Regions from separate parts of the Homo sapiens genome. Here region 1 is linked to region 2. The links are chromatin loops, found by intact Hi-C in ENCODE. Cell type or tissue: heart left ventricle. All regions are shown on one strand. Each heading gives the region's core, and the rest is flanking DNA. Links, peaks and the distances in the headings are about the cores only. Region 1 holds the start of PTTG1IP2 (PTTG1IP family member 2). Region 2 has its middle 22 kb from the start of CDK14.

The links. A loop is a pair of places that touch in the nucleus more often than their neighbours do. Peaks named below come from ENCODE experiments on the same cell type or tissue, not always from the same donor. Only the 100,000 strongest peaks of a DNase experiment are listed, where the experiment ranks them.
Region 1: a loop joins it to region 2, with 8 times the contacts of the local background. A loop is called at or near these places in 1 of 110 quality-filtered maps.

The regions. Positions count from the first base shown.
Region 1 is chr7:90,467,425-90,471,822 of GRCh38, forward strand. It overlaps PTTG1IP2 (PTTG1IP family member 2), which reads left to right and starts at 2,215. Exons shown (of 7, transcript NM_001365443.2): 1 at 2,215-2,507. The coding sequence starts at 2,363. In heart left ventricle, for the core only: no CTCF peak of the experiment used is centred there; a DNase peak (open chromatin) is centred at 2,307.
Region 2 is chr7:90,571,888-90,576,285 of GRCh38, forward strand. No RefSeq gene overlaps it. Among named protein-coding and RNA genes, the nearest start is that of CDK14, 22 kb to the right of the region's middle. In heart left ventricle, for the core only: no CTCF peak of the experiment used is centred there; a DNase peak (open chromatin) is centred at 2,407; H3K27ac peaks cover 1,201 bases.

The DNA.
Region 1 (4,398 bases), core at 269-4,268, 100 kb before region 2:
AAAATCTTCCACTAAAAGTATCCCATATTAGTACTCCTTCCCATGTTTAGTCTTGCCTGAGAGTAGCTTGTAGGAAGCATGGCCTTGAGATGAATATGGTGGATACATCTGAGGGACAGCAGCTGAGTCCATCAGTCAATTTTAATTTGATATGGGCATTTTAATGGCCATATTCAACATAGTCTTTTTTTCTTTTATTATTATTATTTTGAGACAGGGTCTTGTTCTGTCACCCAGGCTGGGGTGTAGTGGTGCAATCTCCGTTCACTGCAACTTCTGCCTCCTGGGCTCAAGTGATCCTTGCACCTCAGCCTCCTGAGTAGCTGGTGCACACTACCATGCTGGTTAATTTTTTGTGTTTTGTTTTGTTTTGTTTTGTTTTTTGTAGAGACAGGGTTTCACAATGTTGCCCAGGCTGGTCTTGAACTCCTGGAGTCAAGCAATCTGCCTGCCTCAGCTTCCCAAAGTACTAGGATTATAGGCATGAGCCAACGTGCCCATCTCCCACATAGACTTATGATGGCTTTTAGCAGCTACAGAGACTAAGTCCTTCCAAATTTGAATCCAGAGGAAGACAAGCATCTTTATCCTAGCATTCCTAGCAAAAGCTCTGAGATTGACTTGGATTAGACCAACCTAGGTCATGTGCCCCACTCCTGAGCCAGGCATGGTGGCCAGGGAAGTTTTATGACCTGCTTTGCTCAGGTGTAGTTTTCATGTCCTACTTCCAAAGTAGGAGTTGGAACTCCACCCATACCATGAGAACTGAGAGGCAATGAGGGGCAGGTCTCCAAGAAACAATATGAACATAGAATATATGTATTTTTCATTTTAATGGCTGCTTTAGAAAGCAACAAGTTTGCTTTCTAAAGACACTGTAACAATTTACAGTTCCTCCAAAAAGTATAATAGTACCTTTTCCCCCACAACTTCACCAATGATATCTTAGTTTTCTTTTTAAATGCTTGCCTACCTGATGTTTACATTATTAGTTTTAATTTATAATTTCCTAGTTCCTAGTACTAGTGTTTCTAAACTATTTTTTTCATATATTCATTGGCTACTTGGATTTGCTTTTCTGTCCATGGATTCTCCACATCTCTTGTCCGTTTTCCTATTGTTTATCTTTTGTCCTTTTTTTTGTCAATTTATAAAAGCACTTTTTATATTATAGCTAATAACCCTCTGTCTGTCCTCTGCATTGCAAATGGGTGAAGAAAAATTAGCCTGGAACTCTGCACATCTTCTCCTCCTCCATCTTTATTGTCCATACTAGACCCATAGTCCTCAGGATGCAGTCTAGATCAATATGCCAGGAATACTATGGGAAAACTGCAACATTTGTTTTTTAAATTTTTTTAAATAATTTTTTTAGAGAAAAGGTCTTGCTTTGTTGCCCAGACTGGAGTGCACTGATGCGATCATAGCTCACTGCAGCCTCGAACTTCTTGGCTCAAGCGATCTTCCCACCTGATCGTTTTTGAAAAACAAAACAAGATAATTCCTGGTCAAGGACAAGTTTTCATCACCCACCTCTACCCCTCCCCAACCACACATACTGGGGCAAGATTGCTCAAATTTCAGTCATTCTGGAACCACCTCCCCAATTTTTGCCATATCCTTTAAGTTGTGTACTATTTATATTTCTGAAAATTGTCCTTTTTGCACAGATTTATTTTAAAAGCATATATCGTTGCTATTACATCATTGTAACTACTGGTTATATTTTTCCAATACGCATTAAAATAAATTCATAACTATGAAAATAAAAGACATTTATGTACTACCCAAAACATACCTACCTTTAGGAAACTGCATTAGAGCACGTCAATAGGATCACCAGGCTAGTCAAGGACAAGACCAAGGGTTTACAGAGCTGTGAGTTTCACGGCCTTACCACTCATTGATCGCACAACCACTCCCATGGAGTGCAGTGGGTGGTAGGTTCATTTACATCAGAGAAAAGGCAGCATGGAAGAGTGCAACTTCTGTACACATATTCAAGTAGTGAGAATTAGAATCCAGGTCTTTCTCCAAAAAACAACAATGTAGTAGGGAAAAGTGTTGATTTGGGAGAAATAGACCTCAGTCAAGTCCAGTGGACCAACTGTACATGGTATTCAGGGCCCAGGAAGCTGGACCCAGTGCCGACGAGGATTGCACTATGAACATTCTACATTCTGGCTAGAACATTAGGGATTCTAAGGTTCTGCTGATTATGCTGGCATCCAGGGCTTGCAAGTGGCAGCTTCAGCACCCAGGGCTGTGGTAGGTCACAGTCTCTGGGCGGGTCTCAGTGTCCAACACTGTAGCTGGTGCCTGCCAGGTTCCCAGTGGCTGGGGTCACCAGGTCTGAAGAGAGATGTGCTGGCTGCGGGCATGGGGCCAGATCCTCCTGCCAGTTTTCCTCTCCCTCTTTCTCATCCAATTGCTTATCAGCTTCTCAGAGAATGGTTTTATCCACAGCCCCAGGAACAATCAGAAACCAAGAGATGGGAATGAAGAGGGTGAGTGATCTGGAGTCCTGAGGTGGGTGCCCCACATGCTCCAGCGTTTTTTTTCCTTTTAATGGTGCCATCCTGGTGCACTGGAATTTTCATCTCAAAAGTTGTCATTTGGTGTTGGTGGGAAGACATTTTAAAGGTTCTAGATGGTTTTGGTGAAACTCAGTTAAATTGGACTCAGATTAATTTGGTTTATCTGAAATATGAAAGGTAGATTCAAAGTTTTAAATTTGAGGAAAAGCATGGTTTCTCCCCCATCACTTTCTGCATGACCTATGACATATAAGCTTTTTGTTGTGAATAAGCCATTGGGTTTTGTTCTAATCAGACCCACTCAATGGTCATAGTTCCTCTTTCTTAAGTTTTTTAAGGTCTTAGTTAATAAAATGCTTTATTTGTTCTTTTTCATAAAAAAATTACTTCAGTTTGGAGGCCTCTCTCGATTTCCTTCCAAATTGAAAAAATTTTGAAATGTTAAAAGTCATGCTGAGTTAAATTCATGAACCTGGAAATAAGGTTTTAAGTATCCTAAATTGGAACCGTATAGACAAAATAAGAGACAGAATTTGAATTACTTGGAAAGTGCCCTGTAAAGCCAAGATTGCCATTTTTACAAAGACAATGAGACAGAATAATTACTGCTGTCTGGTTTCCAGAGTAGAAAAGAATGTTAGTATCTGTAAGCAAATCAGTCTTCCTTACTAAAACCAAATCCACAGTTCTCAGCGTTGCACTGAAATAAGAATCTCCTTCGAGGGGGTAGGGTTGGGGCGACGCTGAATTAAAAGAGCTAGCTTGTTTTCTTTGGTTTCATCTTTCCCACAGATTTCTCTTTTTTAACCTCTTGGTCACCTCTATACATACTCTAAGAGAAATAGTGTTCCAGTGCCATCCTGGCCCCTTCTCCCAACAAACAGCACCTGAAAGCATAGGCCCAAACATAAAAACAAATTCTTCCTTTTGTTCCCTAGCAAACTGGACTCATACCGGAAATTTTTCACGTCTTAAGACTTTATCAAAATGCTGATGAAGAACAAAAAAAAAAAAAAAAAGAAAAAAGAAAGAAAACAAATAAAATAAATCAAAAATCACATCTAAGATAATCTCCAAAGATGGAAGTTTCTGTTGCTAGCTAGCTCACTTCTAGGGCTGGCCAACTGGAGCCCATGTTTCTAAGGAAACACCTTGCCTGCCAAGGGCCTCTCCTGAATGCTTGCATCTTAGTCTCAGGCCAGTTCCCCTTAGTGCTTGCATTTAATCTTCCCATCTAACAAGGATATGGTTTCTTAGACATCATGATACTTTTCACTTCCAAAACTGAAAAGGGGCTTCTAAGCCTTCACGAGATCCTCATCTATGTCCCAGATTGTGCCCTAAGTGACAGGCAACAGACAGGACTTTGTGAAGGATTGCACATCAAGTGAGACCTCCCCCTAAGCAGGTTGTTTTGATCCCCAGGACTTCTATCTCTGATGTTCATTTACATTTGAGAGCTTAGTAATCAATATCTCAAGAAATTATAGAAAGCACTTGATGCAACTTTGGGTTAATCTTCTAGAATCTAATGACTGGATTAAAAAATATACTGAAACCTAGAGAATTTTCTTCACTAAAAGTAACCAGACAACAAAGGGGCATAGTGCAAAAAATAAGTGGCAACTAAGGAAAGAACTGGAAGATTCTAGATCAGAACAGAATAGCACAGCATGGCAAGACTCCAAATGTTGCCACTCTCCCTTAGAGGTAACTAGTGAGTTACTATAATCCAATAATTTTTATTAATTCTCCCAAATCTGGAGAGAAACAAGTTGAGGGGGTATCCATTCTTTTTCTTATTCCGAAGATGAGAAGAGGAAATGGCTACTGCAGAGAAATAGGTGGAATGAGGACCTGA
Region 2 (4,398 bases), core at 326-4,325:
CTTACTGAGATGGGTAGTATTTTCCCCCCATATACCCATGGTAAATATACCAGGAATAGCATCAGTGCTATGATTTGGTTGCTACAGGTGCTGAGAAGCTTTTCAACTAAATAAATAAATGGGAATGAGAGTTTTGTTATGGCAATGGGGCTCAATTCTTTGAATTCTTGTTCAGTTACACACCAAAAATTATATGGTAATCTATCATCAAGATGGTTTTTAGTGATCTCTCCTCTGTGGACTTGATTAGAAGTCTTTCACTTTGGTGAAAAGCAGAGAATTAGAATCCATCTAACTTGCAACAGGATTAATTATCCCATCATTGCAATCATTTTTTCCCCTTTTTTGAGTGTTCTAGAGGTTTTTGCACCTGAGGCAATGCATTCGTAGGCTTGGGATGAGTGTGAGGTATGCCTTTCTATATTATCAAGTGATAAAAGCAAGATGATTGGGCAGGGGAGATAGGAAAGGAGAACAGCCCGATGATGACCACAGGACAAGCTTATCAGAAAACCTATTCCTTTGAAACTATCCATGCCCACTTACCCCTTAGGAAAACTCCACATACCTTCCCTCCTCTGCCTGAAGACTGCTGATCTGTAGACTTCACTCATTTGGTGCTATAGCACCTTGGCACTGTGGATAAATGTTGAGGCTGATCTCCTACATTGTCCTGTGGGATGGCTTTTTTTCTCCTCCCATTTTTAGCACATATTTTCTTAAACTTTCAACTCTTTCAAAAGCTTCTTTAGTTAGCCATGTGTGGTGATGTGTGCCTGTAGTCCTAGCTACGATGGAAGCTGAGGCAGGAATGATCACTTGAGCCCAGGAGGTCGAGGCTACCGTGAGCCATGATCATGCTACTGCACTCCAGCCTGGGTAACAGAGTGAGACCCTGTCTCAAGAAATCAAGTAAAATAAAATAAAATAAAATAAAATAAAATAAAATAAAATACAATAAAAAATAAAGCTTCTTTAGGGCACTATAAATAAGACAGCAACATTTGTGCACAGATGTTTTATAATCCTGGCCAATTCAATTTTAAAAAAGAAATAAAAAGAGAAAGAAATAAGGAGAGAAAGGATGAAGAAGAAAGAAAAAGAAAGACCATAAGGAGTAAAGGAAGAAAGAAAGATCACAAATACTCTTGAAGATAGAGAGGAGAGTTACAAAAGGCTGATTCTGTATGGAGGGGCTGTACATGGTATATCAGGCATGTGGGGATTCAGGTTTCTCTTTCCACACGTATACAGACATTGACTGGTTACCTCTGTTCAGCATCTGTTCCTCGCTTCCCTCAGCAAGAGTACCCCCAGCTCATTCCCAATTATCTGGCTTTTATGATTGAGCCCATGTCAGCTCCATGAACAAGACCTGATTGCTGACCTAGGCCAATCAGTATATCCCATACTCCTGGCTATAGGAATTGATTGGTTCAGTTAAGCAAATAGTCCAGTCCAAGAGATTATGCTCATGCTTCTATGGAGAAAGAAAGCATACATGCTTTAAATATATCCGTTATTGGCAGAGAGACGCTTTCTTTGCTGCTGGACATGAGTGTGGAGATGTAGCACCAGGAGCCTCTGGTAGCCATCTTGCAACCATAAAGGCAAAAGTGTCTTAATTTTTTTTTTTTTAATTTTTGTGGGTACATAGTAGGTGTATATATTTATAGGATACTTGAGATGTTTTGACATAGGCATGCAATGTGAAACAAGCATATCATAGAGAATGGTATGCATCCCTTCAAGCATTTATCCTTTTAGTTACAAATAGTCCAATTACATTATATAAGTGACCCAACGCTATTGGTTTCTACTACAATTTTTTTTTTCAATCTTGAGCTTCTCAAAGTTCTTGGCAGGACCAAGAAAGAGAAAGAAACTGCGTGCCAGTCATGGTTATTTGACCAAATCAACCTCTATCTGATCCAGATAAGTCCCCAAATATTCTGTTATGTGAACCAATGAAATTTCCTTATTGTTTTTCAGTTTTAATGGGATTTCAGTGACTTGCAGAAAGAATGATAAATTATATAAAAAGTAATAATATAGTAACTCACTGTAATCAGAATATCTCTGCATTTATTTTTACTCTTTTTTTTCTGCACATATTGGGATTCACAGACACATGTTTTGAAGAAAGCATAGCGTTGCTTAAAAACAATGAAAAGCCACAGACCTAAAAAGAAAAAAGAAAAGAAAAGCCATAGACTTAGATCTTGATTCATGTCAGGAAAGATACTGGTGTTTATGGGGGTCAATACATAGCACCCATCTTTTCTCTACCTCATCTCCAAAGCCACTGAGATCTAGATCAAAATGTGAATATTCTTCTGATGGAGCTGCTGCAGTCATGGCGAGCTTCCTAATAGTTCAGACCTAGCTGGACTTTCTCACCCAGCCACAGGCAGCACCGAGCCAGCACAGGCCTGTTCTTGGGAAACTAATGATAAGGGTGCATAAACAAATGAAGACTTCATAGACAGGCTGACTTTTAAGAGAAGAGAGAAAGGAGGGGCATGGCTACAGTACCAGTGTCTTATCTCAGCCAGTATGTCAATCCTCTTACCCAGAATAAGATAAGAATAGTCAGGGGCTGAGAGTCAAGAAAGCAAATGTACAAAAATATGTAATGAGAATTGTGGCAAATACTAGAAAGGAAACAAACAAGGCCTTGTGAGAAAATAACTGGGCAGGGCTGCTTTAAAAGGGATAGCCCAGCAAGGCTCTATGAGAGGACATTTAAACTGAAGCCCAAAGGACGAAAAGGAAACTGTCATTCAAATGGGGGAGGAGATTAGAGACAGGAGAGCATTCCAGGTTGAAAGATCCTGCAAATACAAAGTCCCCAGGGTGGGGATGAGTATAGGCTAGGGGTGCACAAGGTGAAGCCTTTAGGCAAGGCTGAACCATGCCTTAAGTGGGGATCAGGTGTTTGGATTTTGTTCCAAGTGCAATGGGGAGTTGTTGAACCATCAAATAGGAGAGTGACATGAACTGATTTATGGTTTCAAAAAATACCTTTGGCTGTTCTGAAAATGAGCTGGGCAGGTTTCAGAGCAGAGACAGGGAGGTCAGTTGGGAGAACATTGTAGTAGCCCAGATAAGAGATAGTGGTCTAAAGCAGTGCCAGTGGATATACGCAGAAGGTAATGGGTCTGAGACATATTTTGGAGTTGGCTAGACACAGTATGCTGATGGATTAAATATAGTTGACTAAGGGGTGCCTAGATTTTTTGCCTAGAGCAAAAACATATATTATTTCCTCCCTCCCTTCCTTTCTTTCTTTCTTCTTTCTGTAAATAAAATGTACAAGAGGCCATTGGTTTGGACTTAACTCCTGCACTAAGCCCAACAGACCAAACCAAATGGAGTTACTCGTGCTGAAGTTCCAAGCCACCATGCTGAAATTAATCTGTTTATCTGAACTTCAGAGAAATCAGGGGAAAGAGAGATAATAGCCAAATCCCCAAACAGGCCAGTTTTAGCTAGCATGATAAAGAAGTCACTTCTGCTTTAACCTTTACAAAGAAAGTAACTATGAAATGACCAATCCACTTTTTATTCTCAGTTTCGTTTATTCAGCCTATAAAGTCAATCTCTTCTGCTCAGCTCCTCGGAATACCAATTCTATTTTATAGGGATTGCCTGATTCTGGAATCACAAATAAAAGTCAATTAGATCTTTAAACCAAACTTGTGATTTTGTCTTTGACCCTTCCTTTTTTCCTCTTTTTCTTCTTTCTTTCTCTTCCTCTTCTATTCTTCTTTGCCTTATTCATATTTTTTTGTATGAGAAGAGTACATCAATATTTCATGTACAGACATGTTAAGTTTGAGATATATAGTCGAGATTCAACTATAAGGATAAGAGATTCTGGAGTTTAAAGGAGATGTTTAGTTTGGATACATATATATATATTTGGGAATTATCAGCAATTACATGGCATTTAAAGCCACAGGAATAATTGAGAGCATCTAGGGAGAGGGTAAAAGAAGAGAAGAAGTGCAAGGAATCAGAAGATCTCCAACATTTAGAAGTCTAATAGAAGCAAAGGAGCTAGAAAGGAAACTGAAAATGCATAGCCAGTTGGGTAGGTGGAAAACTAGAATATAGCCTCATGGAAGTCAAGGGAAGAGCACTTTAAAGGAGGGGGTGGCCAACTGTATCATATGCACAACAAGAACACGGTGAAATGAAGACAGAAAGATCTCTTGCATTTTGTCCCATGGAAGTCTTAGGTTGCCCGTAACAAGAGCAGTTTTAGTAGGGGAAAGAAAGATAATCATAAAGAGTTGAAGAATGAATGGGACGGGGAAAGGATGGTCTCATCAACAAATAATTTTAGGATATTTGGATATCTATTGCAGAAGAAAAAAATTAGACCCTTATCTC